Regions from separate parts of the Mus musculus genome. Here region 2 is linked to region 1. A link is a loop called in an ENCODE intact Hi-C map of the cell type or tissue named here. Cell type or tissue: left cerebral cortex. All regions are shown on one strand.

Evidence for each region. A loop is a pair of places that touch in the nucleus more often than their neighbours do. Peaks named below come from ENCODE experiments on the same cell type or tissue, not always from the same donor. Only the 100,000 strongest peaks of a DNase experiment are listed, where the experiment ranks them.
Region 2: a loop joins it to region 1, with 6 times the contacts of the local background. A loop is called at or near these places in 3 of 42 quality-filtered maps.

Annotation. Positions count from the first base shown.
Region 1 is chr3:70,305,201-70,313,200 of GRCm38, reverse strand. No RefSeq gene overlaps it. Among named protein-coding and RNA genes, the nearest start is that of Gm23477, 80 kb to the right of the region's middle. In left cerebral cortex, no CTCF peak of the experiment used is centred here; DNase peaks (open chromatin) are centred at 1,950, 3,726, 5,043, 5,487 and 2 more places; H3K27ac peaks cover 447 bases.
Region 2 is chr3:70,219,830-70,227,829 of GRCm38, reverse strand. No RefSeq gene overlaps it. Among named protein-coding and RNA genes, the nearest start is that of Gm23477, 5.0 kb to the left of the region's middle. In left cerebral cortex, no CTCF peak of the experiment used is centred here; DNase peaks (open chromatin) are centred at 2,781, 3,938 and 4,302; H3K27ac peaks cover 1,117 bases.

The sequences.
Region 1 (8,000 bases):
GCTTTACAACCTATATCTCTAATTTTCCTAGAGATTATATGGCCCACCTGATACATATTTTAACAAATCTAATTTCTTTCTTTTGTCTGTGACTTGTTTGTTTGGTGGTGGTTTGTTCTATTTGTTTTGTTTGTATTTGCTTGGTTTGGAGGAATACTTTTGCTCTGTCCTAGAACTCACAATATAGCCTAGGTTGCCATAGCATTCTTCCTTCCTTTGCATCCCATGTACTGGAACTATAGGCACGAGCTACCTCGCAACTCCCTTTGTCTTTTAACAAGCTAAGCAGCTCCTTTTGTTCCTAACCAGAATTTTGACAGATATTGAGTAGTTGCAGACATGGCTGTAAGTACCATATCCCTGTGGAAACAAACCCTAAAACCGGTTTATGGGCAGGTTGGTAGGCAATAAGAACCCAGCCTCAGGCAATTCATGAATCCAGGAACTCAACGTTTAAATTATCACCTAAAGTTAACTGGAATGAAGGGCTAATTAAAGACTGACTTTAGAGGCCTGAGAAGTCATGATGATGTAACAATGTGAATGAGAATAAAACAAAATCAAATCTTGTAAGAAACACACAAAAGGATAGTATAAGCTCATCTACTCCAAGTACAGTAATGAACATTCTATGAGTAAAGTAGGCTAAAAGGATTCCTTTATCTCCGACTTTAAAAGTAAGTAAATTGTGTTAAATAGCAACTAAATATATTTCCTTGTCAGATTCCTTAGGTGAAACTGAGAGCATCAGCCAGACAAGAGGAAGCCCCCTAAACACTGAAATGAATTCAGCTAAGAATATTGAAATCATCATGAGTACTGCAAAGCCTCTCCAACCAGTATGGACAGATTCTTCTCACTTTGGCCTCCCTGGTGTTTCTTTACATATATAACTGTCGATGTACGACACTGGAACACAGATTTACAAAAGTAAGCTTTCCCATATTGTTATCCCTTCTAAGTAGTCTAGAATCTAGGATCAGAGCCAGATCCTGCTCAGTCAGTTGGAGTTTGAGCAAGATGAGAACAAGAATGCATTTTATTTCAGTTGGAGACCGATTTTACCTTCTAAATGTTTCTACTAGTAAAAGGGAAACCATGAAAATTGTGTGTGTGTATGTGTGTGTGTGTGTGTGTGTGTGTGTGTGTGTGTGTGTGCATGAATTTATATATGATCATGGATTCTAATGGTAAACTTTGAAGGAAAAGAATCTATTATCAAATAAACTAAGTCTTTCATGATGGGTATAACTAGGCATAAATTGTTGGCATATATATAAACAGCTAAGAAGATATCCAATATTTAGCAGGTTAGTTGAATGAAACCTCGATTCATGGTTAAGTAATGGTAAAAGGTTTTTTTAATGGTTGAGTAGATGGTTTTTACTGTAGATATAAGGAAGATTACAGCCAGAGGCATCTGGAATTGTTTAGTGCAGGGAGAGTAGGTAGACTAAATATAACCAGAATACTGAACTGGGTCATGAGAGGAGAGGGTGGGATAAGAGAGGAAGAGAAAGGCAGCAAAGGGAACCAAGGAAGAAGAAGATCAAGAGGGCTCGTGGTAAAAATGGCAGTGCTATATAGGAATCAGGAGCTGGGGAAGGGAAGCCTATGAACTATGAAATTTAGGACAGACAGCAGGGAGGGTGTGAAGAGCTGAGAGGAGCCACAGGTACTGAGTGAACCTGGAGACCAGCATTCTCTTTAGTATACTAATAGGCCATATACTAATAGTTAGCCATTTGTTCCAGGTTTCTTTTGAACTTGACATTCTAGTCTTTATGTTCATGATAATCACTTAATCTATTCTATAACTGTATTTTAACTGAAATTAGGTAGTCATTGTCAGGATTTAGGAAGGCTAGAATGCTATTTAAAGACTGGGTAGCAGGGCAGAGAGGAATTGAGCTAGGATCATCTTTCTTGCCACCCACATATTGTGGGACCATCTGGGGCTAGTGAAGTGTAGGCAGATTTGAAGTAATCTAGAAATTGCAACTTTGAAGCAGTCTAGAAGTTCTGGTTCAAGTCAGAGGCTCTGGATGGTTGTAAATTCTATCAAAAGTATCTAGGTTATATGGGTTTTCAGCAACTCTGGGGCAAGCTTATTTTTTTTCACAATTTATGGTCTTTGATTGAAAATCTGTTGGGACAGATATAGACTAGCGACAGGAGGTAAAGTTAAGGAGCCTAGGGGAAAAATCTTGAGTGTATACTTGAACCATTCAGGCCAATGGTCCTAACAGTTGAGGCTGTGGAAGTTGTCTCAACACTAGAAGCATAGACAGACAGACAGACAGACAACAGATGAGAGGGGGGAAGGGGAGGGGGGAGGGGGAGGGGAAGGAAGAGGGAGAGGGAGAGGGAGAGGGACAGGGAGAGGGAGAGGGAGAGGGAGAGGGAGAGGGAGAGGGAGAGGGAGAGGGAGAGGGAGAGGGAGAGGGAGAGGGAGAGGGAGACGGGGAGAGAGAGGGAGCCCATTCTTAGGAACAGGCAGTAGGGTAGGCTGGCTAGCTTAGGATATTGATTGACAGAAGTACTTATCTGGAGTCCTTTTGACCTTGTCATGTGGATATAAGTCCATGAAACTTGCACGAATTCTTTTAAGTTTACAAAAATATAAGAGTTTTAGACATTTAGATGTTAGCAACACAACTGTTTGTAATCTTTACTCAAATTCACATTGTAGAAACATCAGTAGTCTCATATCTGGGAAAAGACACCTTAGTATGATTAAAAGTAATTCAGAGTCTTAGGGAACTAGAAAAACTGAATTGTGTGCACCATAGGCACCTGAGTGTTTATCGCCCCAGTATCTTGAAAGAACCAAGTCATATTGTTTCAGAGAAAGTACACCCTTCATGGAAACACTGAAATTGGCATTTCCTTAGAGAAAATGAGTGCATTTTTCAAAGGTGCTTAGATGGCATTCTTTGTTGGCTGGAAATGTGATGTATCTGATGCTTTTAAATGGGTTATCACAGAAGAAGAATTTTAGAGATCTTGAATGGAAAAAGGACACACATACACACACACACAAACACACACACAATGGCATAAAAAAATGAGACCCCTGTCCTGCTAATAAAGAGGAGAATCATGCCTACCAAAATGGTCCAATCTATAGAATCTTCCCTGGGGAGTAGCTAACCACTGAGACCACTGAGAAGTTCCCTTCAGACAGTTTACAGATCAGTGTGACTTTTCTGAGATGACATCATGGATGATTGAAGAGTATATTATAAGAACATCAAATTTTCTACTGTAAATCTTCCTTTGTAGCTTCCCAAAGAAACCTTGAGCAAATAACCAGTCGGGGGAAAATTTTCAGTGGGGAAAGAGACACAGACAAATATCTCAGAGATCATTAGATAATAACTTCAAACTTAGTCCTCCAAAGCAGAGAATATTGTCTGGTTTTCATGACAATGTTTTAATATAGTCTGCTCAGCGACTGCTTCAAGTGTCTTATGGGACCTCATTACATCAGTTCCAGTGACACGGCATCACTCGTAGCTCACTACAAGGACATTGTTGTACTGGTAAATTTGTTACTTGGGCTGGATGTGAAGGGAAAGCTTGCCCTTCTTCACTTAGCCCTGAAGACTGAGGCCTGGAGTAGTCTCTAGGCTCATTCACTCGAACAGCTGGCAACCAACACAGAGTGTTGGCAGGCACCTTAACTGGAGCTCTTAGCCAGAACCTATCCATGTCACTGCTGAGTACAGCCTGGGCTTCCTTACAGCATGGTGGTTGCATGCCAATCACCATAAGCACTCTGAGGAAAGCACACAGTGCCAGAAGGAAGCCATATTTCCTAAAGCAGTGCCATTTTGCCCCATTCTGCTCTCCAACCAGTCACCAAGTCCCAACTAGGTTCAAGAGGCGGGATATGCATACTTAATGGTGAGTGACATGGTCCAGAAGATCCCACAGTTCCAGAAATGCCATTGCTCCCACATGGGAAAAAATCCTTCTTTCCATTTTTCTGGCTTTGAATCGAGTTCCAAAATGTACAGTTGGAACAAATATGCTATGAAACCAGAAAGCATGCTCACATTGTCTCCCAGGTGGATAGATCTTTTTAAATGACAAAGATTATTACATGCCTAATCGGAAACTTCTCCCACTGCAGCACTTATCCAAGATTTATTATCATCTGGGGAAGAACTAAACACTGCCCTTATTTGCCTGCTGCTCCATAAATATTGATTAGACAAATATTTGACTTTTATTCACTCACTGTATACAGAATTCGAGAATTCATCTACTATTGTAAGATAGGCCAACAAAATACCTTTAGTCTCCTATCTCTGATATAAACCAACTATCTGCTGTCTGTGAGAGACAGGGGTTTCGACTCTCTCACAAGGGGCCTTTACTTCTGACTTAGGAACCTCATGCTGTTAACTGGGCTGGTAACGCTATGTACTTATTTATGAACAGGAAGGTAACACCATGTTGACTGCCATGGAAACACTTGGCTATTGACTGGATATCATCATAAATATTGGGGTGTAATAGAAAACTATAGCTCAAGTATTAAAGAGGAATTTTCTCATCTTTGGCTGCAAATTTGCCTTCAGTGTCTTTACATTGGTATCTGTTAGAGGCAAAAGCTTTGCCTTTAACAAATATACCTAAGTTGCCTGTTGTGCACTAAACATTTACATCAGTAAGCTGTGGACATCTGTTAATATTCCATCAGCAGGTGCAGTCCCTGGGGACATAGTGATGAGCTTACCTGAGCAAGCAAGTCGGTAACTCCAAGTGCTATTCCTGTGGCCACATGGCAAGATTTTTGCCAGGAGTTGATCACAGAGAAAACTTATCCAGGCTGGTTCGAAAAGAGCACTGTCCAACATGCTGGCACTAGTACAAAGTGAATTGCTATAGCCCTGTATCTCCTACCCTGATTGGAATGATGCTGGGGAAAAATATAAAAGATAATTCTCCTAGTGGGCAGAACTAGCAGGGTACATATTGTGGTCCAGTTTTCCTGGAAGGAGACATTGCATGTGAAACAATTGAAGGGCAATGACTAATGGTTTGACCAGATGGTTGGAGACAAAGGGGTTTGGATAAACCTCCCAGAATTAACTAAGAATTCGAGATTATTTTTGTCCTATGCAAATGTTCAGTAAAAAGTTCCCACTAAAGATGAGGCTTTCAATAATCAAGGGGACAACTTGTTCTAAACGTAGATGCCAGTCAATCTTGATTTTCCTCCCCCAAATCCCAGGCATGTTTACATAACATGTTCATTTAAATTGCAGCCATGGCACTGTAAGGGGATTTTGAATAGACTCAACAAATGGACTCCTCACTAATACAAATTTGGCTATCATCAGGATTGAATGCCCAATTTTATAGCAAAAGCCACCATCTCTGAACCTCAGGCAGGTCCCCATATCCAAAGGAAAGCAGATAGCCTGTTGGCAGCAAGTTGGTTATTTTGGACCCTTCCCCACAGTGGATTTTTCCTTATTAGAATACAGACTTATTTTGGATCTGGATTGGCAGGCTCTGCTTGCCTCTCTTTGCCAACAATACCATCTGTTAACTTCCTGAATGTCTACTCATTACGAAGTTAACCCAAACAATATTACTTCTCACTAAGAAAGCTTAATTTATAAAAGAAATAAGATAATAAGGTGATGTGCATGAAATTCGCTGACATTTTTTTGCCAAAATAACTAGCCATCTAGAGTATTAAAATACATTATTAAATACTCAGTTGCAATGCCAACTACAAGACAATACTCTGGGAACCTGAGCGACTTTCTAATGAAATATGGTCCACATTGTTATGTTGTATTCTCAGCCACAATAATAAAATACACTCTGTGATTAAGGGGATAAAATGAACACATTCTTTTGATCTATCATTCTGGTTTATTTAAAATTATACCACAAAGCCTTAAAACATGTTATGGGAAATTACTTCATTCAATCTTCCAATGTCTGACTGCAATCATTATCACAAAATCATAGTGTTAGATTCATGTGTATACAAAAATAGTTAGAATGAAGTTATACTATTTGAGGTGGCAACAGTCCCCCTGAAAATCCAGTGTCAGTCATAGGATAGTCCTTTTCAAATTGTCAGTTAGAAAAGTGTAAGAAACCATGAAAACAACATAGGTTATTAATGCTGCCCTCTGTTGCTTCCCAGAAAATTGCTGGTAAGACTCTATTGATAAAGAAACTATATGCTTTGGGTAAAGTACTCGAAAGAACTGAAACTAGAAGCCAACTAGCCTTCAAAGTATAAAAAACGGGCTATCCAAGCTGTCAAGAGAAAAAAGTAACCAGTAGTTTTACTGTCTTAGTTTCATTTCTATTGCTAAAATACTGACCAGAGCTAACTTGTGGACAAAAGGGTCTGTTTCAGCTTACAAGTCCCACATCACAGTCCAACACTTTGAAAAGTCAGAGCAGGAACTGAAGACCTGAAATAGTACTATGCAAGAATGCTTCTTATTTGCTTACTTTTCATAGTTCACTCTGCTTTCTTATTTTTGTTTAACTTGGACCCACCTGCCGAGGGATGGTACCACCCACAATGGTTGACCCTCCCAACACCAATCAGTAATCAAAAAATTTCCTCACAATCTTGCCTACAGAACAATTTGATGGAGACATTTTCTCAATTAAGGTTTATCATTTTAGATAACTCTGATTTTTGTTAAGTCAACAAAAAATGACCAACACATCTACCCAGTTATAACATCTACAAACTACAAGAACCAGAACTGTAAGGTACCCCAAAGACACAATAGTGACACTTACATCCTATGGGTAATGAACAATTGTCTTTTTGACCTTAAGGCCCTCTCAGTATAAGAGAATGTGTGCTTGATGCTGTAAATCCAGCCCATTAGCCATGGATAGTGAGGACATGGAACCTATAATCTCCTCTACTACTGCTATTTCTTAAACTGGTATAATTTCAAACTACATTCTAAATATTCATCAATGTGCACATAGATAGATACAACTCTCATCCCTCATCAAAGCTTATTTTTGCAGCAGATGGAGATGATCAGAGAAGGCCACAACAGAACATAATGGTGTAAACAACTGGCCATGGGGTTCTCAGACACAATTGACACATCTAAAACACAACTCCTACACGAAAGTCTTAGGGAACCATCAAAGAAGAGGAGAAGAAATATTATAAGAAGCAGAGAAGTGAGATGTGTACTGTGAGAGAGCTAATCTACCTATGACAGAAAAGCTGCACCTCTGGCATCTGTAGGCATCGTATACACACATACATGCCCATGTATAGCCATATACAAAATTTAAAATTTCTAAATAAATACTTTAAAATGATAGTATGATTACAATATGTAACTTATTCATGTTCATAATTTAAAATTTATTTTTGAGAATTTCATGAATATGTTAAGGTTGCTTATATGGAAAAGGAAGAATAAAAAGGAGAAACATTTAAAGGGTGGATAAGGAGTTGTAATCATCAGAATGTATGTTATACATGTATAAAATATTCAAATAACAAACTCAATAAATATATACTTTTTCAGTATTTTTTCATTAATTTCAGTTTCTAAAAAAAACCTATTTTTTAAATTAATTGCATCATTTTCCTTCTTTCTGTTCCTCATTCTAACCTTTTCTATGCATTCCCTTAATCTCTTTCAAATTCATGGCATCCGTTTTCCTAATTCTTGTTACATATCTAGCTTTCATGGCACCAGGAGGAAGCATGCAAGTTCACAAGAGAGTAAAGCAATGTTCTACACAGTTATGATGCTTGTGAACTAAAATAAGGGCCATGGTGACAGGTAATCGTTAAGGGTGCAATGTATAAGTGGCACATATACATTGGCAGTAAAGAGCAGCTTTCTGATTGGACTCAAGGCTGCTCAAGTCCTCTGAGAGGCTCTACCAGCAGCTGACTGAGACAGATGCAGATGCTTACATCCAGCCATTGCACTGAGGTTGGGGACCCTATGGAAGAATTAGAGGAA
Region 2 (8,000 bases), 85 kb after region 1:
TGGGTGCCTCTACAGCAGGCAGGAGAATTGTCCTTGAGGTCCTTAGAGCAAGAAAGCTGGTCCTGCCACTCACCTACTGCAGCCCTTGGGAAAGTGGTCCTGTACTTAATCTGGGCAGCACAGCAGGGCTAGCTAGCCCTGCATATGGGGGTTGTGAGTGATTTGACCCTGAGGGCATGAGTGTGGACAAGAGTTCGACCCTGCTTCTTGTCTGGTGTTCGGTGATACCAGTGAGGGAAAGGTCCATTCCAGTCCTTTTTGCCCACACCATGGTCAGCAGACAGGAGAACGGACCCCTATGGGGTCATGAGAGAGGAGGGCTGGCCCTGCCCCTTACCTGCTGAAGCACTTGGGAGAGCAGGCTTGACACCTCACCTAGGTAGCACAGTTGAGCTGACCCTGATGACTGGAATGTAGTTGAGCTGGTCCTGTAGGTGAGAGTGTGGAAAAACTAGCACTACTACTTGTCTGCTACACTGCAGCATGGGCAAGGGAAAGATGACCTCCCCAACCCTCGTGCCTTGCCACTTATGGCAGGTGGGAGAGGCGGCCCTGGGGACATGAGAACAGAAGAGCTGTCTCCGCCCCCCACCTGTTTTAGCACTTGAGAGAGCAGGCCCTGTTCTTCACCTGGGCTACAGAGTAGAGCTGGCCCTGGACATGGGTTTTGCAGGTAAGCTAGCCTTACGGGCTTGAGCAAGGAGAGTCATCTCTGCCTCTTCTCTGCTGTGCAGTGGTGTGGATGAAAGATATCCTCCTCTCCTCCCTTATACTTCACTACCTATGGCAGGTAGGAGAGCCAGGAGTCAAGAGAGTGAGAGAACCAGCGATGTCTGTCCCTGGCTGCAACTCCTGGTGGTAGTGGACACCGTACCTGACCTGGGCAACAGGAGAGAACTGACTCTCATTTTGGGTGTTGCTGGTGAGCTTGCCCTGAGGGCATGATAGTGGGACAGCCTGATGTCTAACCAACTCAGATATCTCTCAGGCCCAGATCCAGAGCTTTGAATTGTCCCACCCCAACATCTACACCATAGATGAATCTATGGGGCACATGAAGGGGCTCGTCCTACAGATCCAAAACTACAGGATTTCCATGACACAAGGCAACAGCAGGATGGGACTCCAAGAGGAGTCCCAATGAGGTCCCAGTATTGGCAGAGTGGCAGAAGACAGAGGCCTCAAAGAAGACCAATGACTCATTGCAATGAACATTCGTAGGCATAAAGTGTGGCCAAAAGGGTATACTGTGGGACACAGAGCAACACATGACAGTTACCACAATGAGGTTTCCTTTCTTTGTTGGAGGTTAGGTTGCAAAGGTGGAAGGTAGGCAGGTATGATTGGAGGGGGAGATGAATGAGATTGGATGCATGATGTGAAATTCACAAAGAAACAAGAAAACGTTTTGTTGTTTTTTAAAGACACTAGACAAATAGATGAAGAAATGCATAGTGTGCTAAGGAGGAGCCACCTCAGAAGGCAAACTGCTTGCCACTCATGCGTGAAGAACTGAGTTTGTATTTCCAATGTAAACATAAAAGCTATCACGGTTGTACACACCTGTAATTTCAAAAGCTAGCATGATGGTATATATCTGTAACTTCAGTGCTGGGAGCAAGGCGCTAAGGGTGAAGACAGGTAGATCTCAGGGGCTCACTGGTCAGCCAGTTTATCTGAGAGAGAAAATTCCAGTTTAGTAGATATTGTATCACAAAATAAGGAGAAGAGCAAGTTCTAAGTTTCCATGTTCTCTTTGAGCAAACCTCCCCCAAGGCATCTATGTGATCTCCCTAGTCCCTGTCCTTCTGGGGCGTTATGGCTTTATTGTGTAGGCTTGACTGATTCAATCATGATTGTCACCTCAGCTTTCAACTCCTCCACTATCCCTGGAGATCAAGAGATGTGGGAAGAAAAATCCCAACATCCTAATCACATCATTGGGTCTCCTGGCAACCAGGTCCTATGAGAGTATCCAAGAGTATGCCAAGACCTGCCTCATTAGAACAAAAGATGTTTCTGTCATCAAAGAAATTTCAGTGAATTTGGAAGCTCTGTCTTGCAAGCTTCTATCACTCAAGAAATTATAAAGCTCTTTCCTATGCCAGAAATCAGAATTGAAGACCAAACTTACAACAAAGGAACCTGCCAGCACCCAGCTACAAGGATGTAAAAAGCTTTGACTTAGGAAATCAAGCCTAGATGAGACGTAAATTTCTTATTTTATCACACTGTATAATGTAATATTAAGATAAGGTATAAGGTCCTATCACTTTGTTGAATAATATTGAAACTAAAGAAAAATTAATTTTTAAAATGACATTGGTCTGGAGAGATGGTTCAGTGGTTAAGAGCAAGTTCTGCTTTTGCAGAGGACTCAAATATGTCTCCCAGAACCATGTCAGACAGCTGAAGTCACCTGTGACTCCAGCTGCAGAGGATAGCACTCCCTCCTCTGGCCTCTCATGCACACATATCTTCAAATCCCAATACACATACTAATAATGAAAACTTTGTTCTCTTAAAAAAAATAGGTACTTTTTCTAGAACATATTTGCCTCTTGAAGATTATTATAAACTAACTTTTTATAGATATTCACACGGAGATAAAAACCAAAATAGCACCGTGTGGTAAAGACTGGCTGGCACACACCATCCACATGCCTCTACTCCTGAACTCATAGCTGGATCAGTTCTCTCAGCCTCAGTGAAGCAAGCTGTAGAATATTTTCTCCAAAAGAGGGCAGGCAGCACTGATGTGTGACTGCGCCACTCTACACTTCCTCTGGAAGAGCCACCACACTCTTCCGAAGCTCAAATTAGAAAAACCATAATAATCCTGGAAAGCATGTGCAGACATGAGATGGAGTCGTAAGATGTGAGGAGTCTTGGTCCCTGCCAGCATCACTACTTGGAGAGCCAGAAATTCAAGCAGTATGGTTTTGTAAGCTATATGTAAGCATTGCTTCTGTTACACCGTTGGGGAAATATTTGTTACAGCAGCTACTGCTGACCAAATTAAATTCTGTCTGTGGCACTTTTAGATTCATGGACATCTAGATTGATAAGCTTGGCCTTTCTGCTGAATATTCTGAATAATGAGACACAATGGCACCATTGCTCCATTTACCACCCTTTTTGAGTAGGCTTCTAGAGCCTAATGGCTACCAACTGTATTATAGCTTTCTGTGTGTATTCTACTCAATAAAGAACAATGTGGACATGCAATAATGTCTGTTAAATTTTGTTTGACAAGGTTCGCATCCAAATACACGTATATTTCTAGCAGACAGATGCTTTTCATACTTCCTTCCAGCAATGCTAATGCTTCGCTGGAGTCCTAATTCTAATACCTTGTAATCAAGAAAATTCTAATACATTGTAATCAAGAAAACAAGGCTGCTCCAACGGCATGTCAGAAGGGAGTGTCAGAATCCACAGCACAGTTGAGAAAAATCGCAATCGCAATCTGAGAAATTCTATAAATTGGGGCAGATTCAGAAAAGAACATTCTACCCCCAACACACAACACACACACACACACACACACACACACACACACACACCCTACACATGAATGTGCTGGGAATTTTCATATTTGTGACCACAGAAAATTCCATATCCAATATGAATCAAGATCACCTAAGAGCACTTCAGATGGTCTTGACCCCTTGTTTGTTACTGTATTTGCCATTACTTCATAAGCAACAAATTTGTGGGAAATGTGAGATATTTAAAAGTACCAAACAGAATCCAGTTTTTAACTGGTTCTAGGCCAGTTCTACTGATAAGGAAAAAATCCAGCAAAATTTGGTGATAAGTGAGCCATTTCTATAAAACATGATCCTTTTTGAGCTACACACATACTTTCCTATTTTTTCAGTATATGAGCATCCAAAGACGCAAGAAAGCCAGCTGTCTCAACAGCACCATCGCAGCCCACTTCTGCCTTGTCTATCAGACAGGGGATCTGTGTTGCCAGCCTACTGTCAGCACTGGGGAAGAGAAAGCCAAGCAGTTATCAGTGATTCTCTGTGCCTTTAACTTTACCACATTAGCCAAGAATAATTAGCAATGGTCTGAAAAGGAATTGGATTTAAAAAAAAAAAAGCAACAATTCACACTTCAGCATTTATGCAAATCTGAGTAATTTAAATGTATGAGATGATTAAGAAAGAACCTTCTCTTTAATTCCCCAAGAGTATGTGTGTCCTTTTCTCTTTATGCAAATTTCTAAGATAGTCTGTTCTTTGATTCTTTTCTTAGATCACCACACCGCTTAAATATAAAACATTGTAAATATATAGGATGGAGTTAGAATCTTGCCTGTGGCTTCATATGAAACTATGTAAACCTCTAACAAAAGCAGTATTCAGACTGGTTTTGAATTGTCAGGATCAAGTTGAGAAGAGTGGTACAAAAAAAAAATATATAAACGCAAATGTCTACTACGGAAAGTCTTCAGAACAATTTGTCAGGTCTAATAAATGTAGTGCCTACATATAAACTCTTAAGTGCCTTAAAGCTTTGTGCCCTTGCATCAATTAACATTTAATTTGACTTTTTAACAACCTCACTTATCACTGGTTTTTTCCTGCCTGTGAAGCTAACAAATGTTAGAGTTTCAAAGCTGGCAGTTTATGATTACTTATAACCAACACAATTTCAGGGTAATGCAGTAAGAGATTAATAGACCACGGGGGATGACACAGCCACGGGGCTTGCTATAAAAAGAGGGATGAACTACCATAATAGTAATGCCTCTCTTGAATAAATGTATTTGAAAGCTAGCTAAACCGATCTCCAGAGGGAAGTCTTCATCTTCATTGTATTAATAGTGCTTTTAATTATACTTCAGTAGTAATGTTAGGCTTTTGTTTATAAAATAATAAAATAAATAAGAATTTTCTTAAATACCCTGTCTTCCGATACTGGAAGTAGAATGAAAAAAAAAAATTGTGTCAAGGAAGAGACTGAAAGAGGCAAGAATTTTATTCTCATACTGTTTTTTCATTCATAGGTAGTTGCCTCTCTTTTTCTCTCTTTGTGTGTGTGTGTGTGTATGTATGTGTGTGTGTGTGTGTATATATATATATATATATATATATATATATATATATGTGTGTGTGTGTGTGTGTGTGTGTGTGTGTGTGTGAGGGCGCCTAGGTAGGAGAGAAGAGGATATCCAGATCCTCTGGAACTAGAACTGTGGGCCTCCCGATGTAGGTGCTGGGAAGCACACTCTGTTGCTCCCTCAGACAGTAAGTGCTCTAACCACTGACAAATCTCTCATAAGCCTCCATGAATTTTAGACTTAAGTTAATAAAAATGGTGTTATTTTTCTATTTTAGGATAAAAATACTTGATATTTACACATGCAAACAAACACACAAATCTATTGTTGGTATTAAGAAACACAAGCATTAACTCCACTATACTGCAAAAAAAAAATTGCGGTAGCAAATTAGTTAATACTAAAGACAGTCATCCTGTTTTCTTTTCAAGTAAAACATCTATGGACCCTCTGGCCATAGTTCTATTTGAAAACTGGTGGAAGAAAATTTCCAAAAATGTCATATACCAGTTAGATGAGGGAGAGTATCTAACACTGATTCTAATTCCTTCCCAGTTAGGCTTTTAGCCTCGGCCACTCGGCCTCCATCCTCCTCAGAGTCGTCTTTCCAAATCAAGTGGGATGAAGAGCAAGCTCTCAATTGTAGAAGCATAATGTAGCCACAGTCCCAGCTCTCCCTTCCAGTTATGGTTAATCTGAACTCTGTATCTGGGCTGACAGTAGATACGTGATGATTTTGTCTATGTGAATAATTCCTCCAAAGACTCAACCCCATTTCCCCCACCCCACTCATTCCCACACTGTAGTCTGCTCGCTGAAGAAATCAACCAAAGCACTTTATAGGAAGTCTAAGATGCACTGCTTTGAATCCATTCAGTAAAGGATTTCCATTCAAATAAATTGTTTAAAATCAGTATGTCTGTATTTGACAATCGGAAGATGTGGAGATTTTATTGCTAAGCTTGTGTTCAATCTTTCCTATGATAATTCTATCATATTCATGTACTTTTATCAAAAGTAGCTGAAGCGGGAACTGGAAAGAGGACTTAGCATTCAAGAGTATTGGTTTCTTTTCCAGAGAACCCTGGTTTGAGTTCCAGCCCTCAAAATGTGGCTCATAACTATCTGTTACTTGAGTCTCAAGGGATCTAATACCTTTTTCCAGTCCCCATGGGTACTGAAAATGCATGATACACAGACATACATCAGACAAAACACTCAAACATATAAAATAAGGAGAAAAGAAAAACACTTTTAAATGGCTGAAGCAAATTTTTGGAAAACACAAAATTTCAGATGGGTTTTGATTTTTTAGGCTTTGGATACATGTGTGTGAGCTGGGTACAGTCTGTGTCAAAATACTAAATAATCATATTGCAAAGAAATTCTCTTTTATAAACTAAAAGCATCTAATGGCTTAATTTATTGAAAAAAGAAGAGCTGATTTAAACCACATATCACTCAAAGATATTTTGAATAAATTACCTATGCTATATGTTAAAAGGAAAGAAGATTTGTACATATATTTTGTGTATGCATATATATATATACATATATATGAAAAAAGAGTTATAGTAAATCAATGAAGTTGCTATTATCACACTTCCAAATTCTTCCTATCCTTTGAGATTATCTAATTAGTACTAGGTTTTCAATACCCTTTTACTCACCATTTCTCTATAATGTCCCGAAATTTTTATGTAGAAGGCTCAGTTTAGTTCTATAACTAGTTATTTCCATGCATGCTTATATATTTGCTAGATATTCAAAATTTTTAATAAAATTAAATATGATTGTATAAGAATTTCATCAGTTCTACACCTTAGTGTCTTATGGCCTGAGGGAACCTAGATGATGCTGTAAAATATGCACATTCTAGCATCTATCCAAGTTTACTCCCCAAATAAGATTCTTACTCAGAGAATGCACACCATCTACTAATAATTATAAACCCCACTCTCTGAATGAAGTCACCTCAAGCCCACCCAGAATTTGAGGAAAGGTAGCAGGTCTTACCAAAACCCTATAGACAGACATGGCAACCTCTGAGAACAAGTTTCTATAAGGATAATTAATGCAGCAAGATTAGATAAATAAAGAGGAAAAGAAAGTTCATGAGAAGAGGGAATGGGGATCAAGCAAGTAGAAGGAAGGAAAAGAGCAGAATGCTGTGAGAGAAGAAGTGGTGGAGACATTCTCAGATGGGGAATGCTGGAGAGTATCAGGAGCATGCTTCCTTAGCAGGCCTGGAGTTGGTCCTCAGCAGGAAACAAACCAGATGCTATCAATCAAACATATATTGTCCATGGAGGGGAAGATGAGGAGTGAAGGGTGGTCCTTGTCAAGATGAAGACAGACTGAACGCAAATACATGACACTCCAAATGCAACAACAGAGTATTTCCTGGAAACCTCATATCTTATTTTGAAAGTCAAGAGAAAAATAGATTCATAATGGCTGAGATGTCTAAACTAAATTATTGCCACTGAAAAATCAAACGAGATCATCATCCAGCAGTATAACAACTAGAATGATGAATAATTCAAAGAAAAGTGTTAACAATGTATATTTCTGCCTGAAAGGTCTGGAATAAAGCAAAAGGGCCCAGCCAAAGAGGAGGAGGAGGGGGAGGGAGAGGAAGAAGAAGAAGAAGAAGAAGAAGAAGAAGAAGAAGAAGAAGAAGAAGAAGAAGAAGAAGAAGAAGAAGAAGAAGAAGAAGAAGAAGAAGAAGAAAAGAAGAAGAAGAGGAGGAGGAGGAGGAGGAGCAGCAGCAGCAGCAGCAGCAGCAGCAACAACAACAAAAGAGGAGAAAAGTAAAACTGAAAAAACAAAGAATAAAAGATCCTGAACAAAATTAAGTGAAGGCAGTATATTGAGTGAAATTTCTGGCTTTCAAGTAAGAAGAGAAACTTTAAATAAAGAGCTA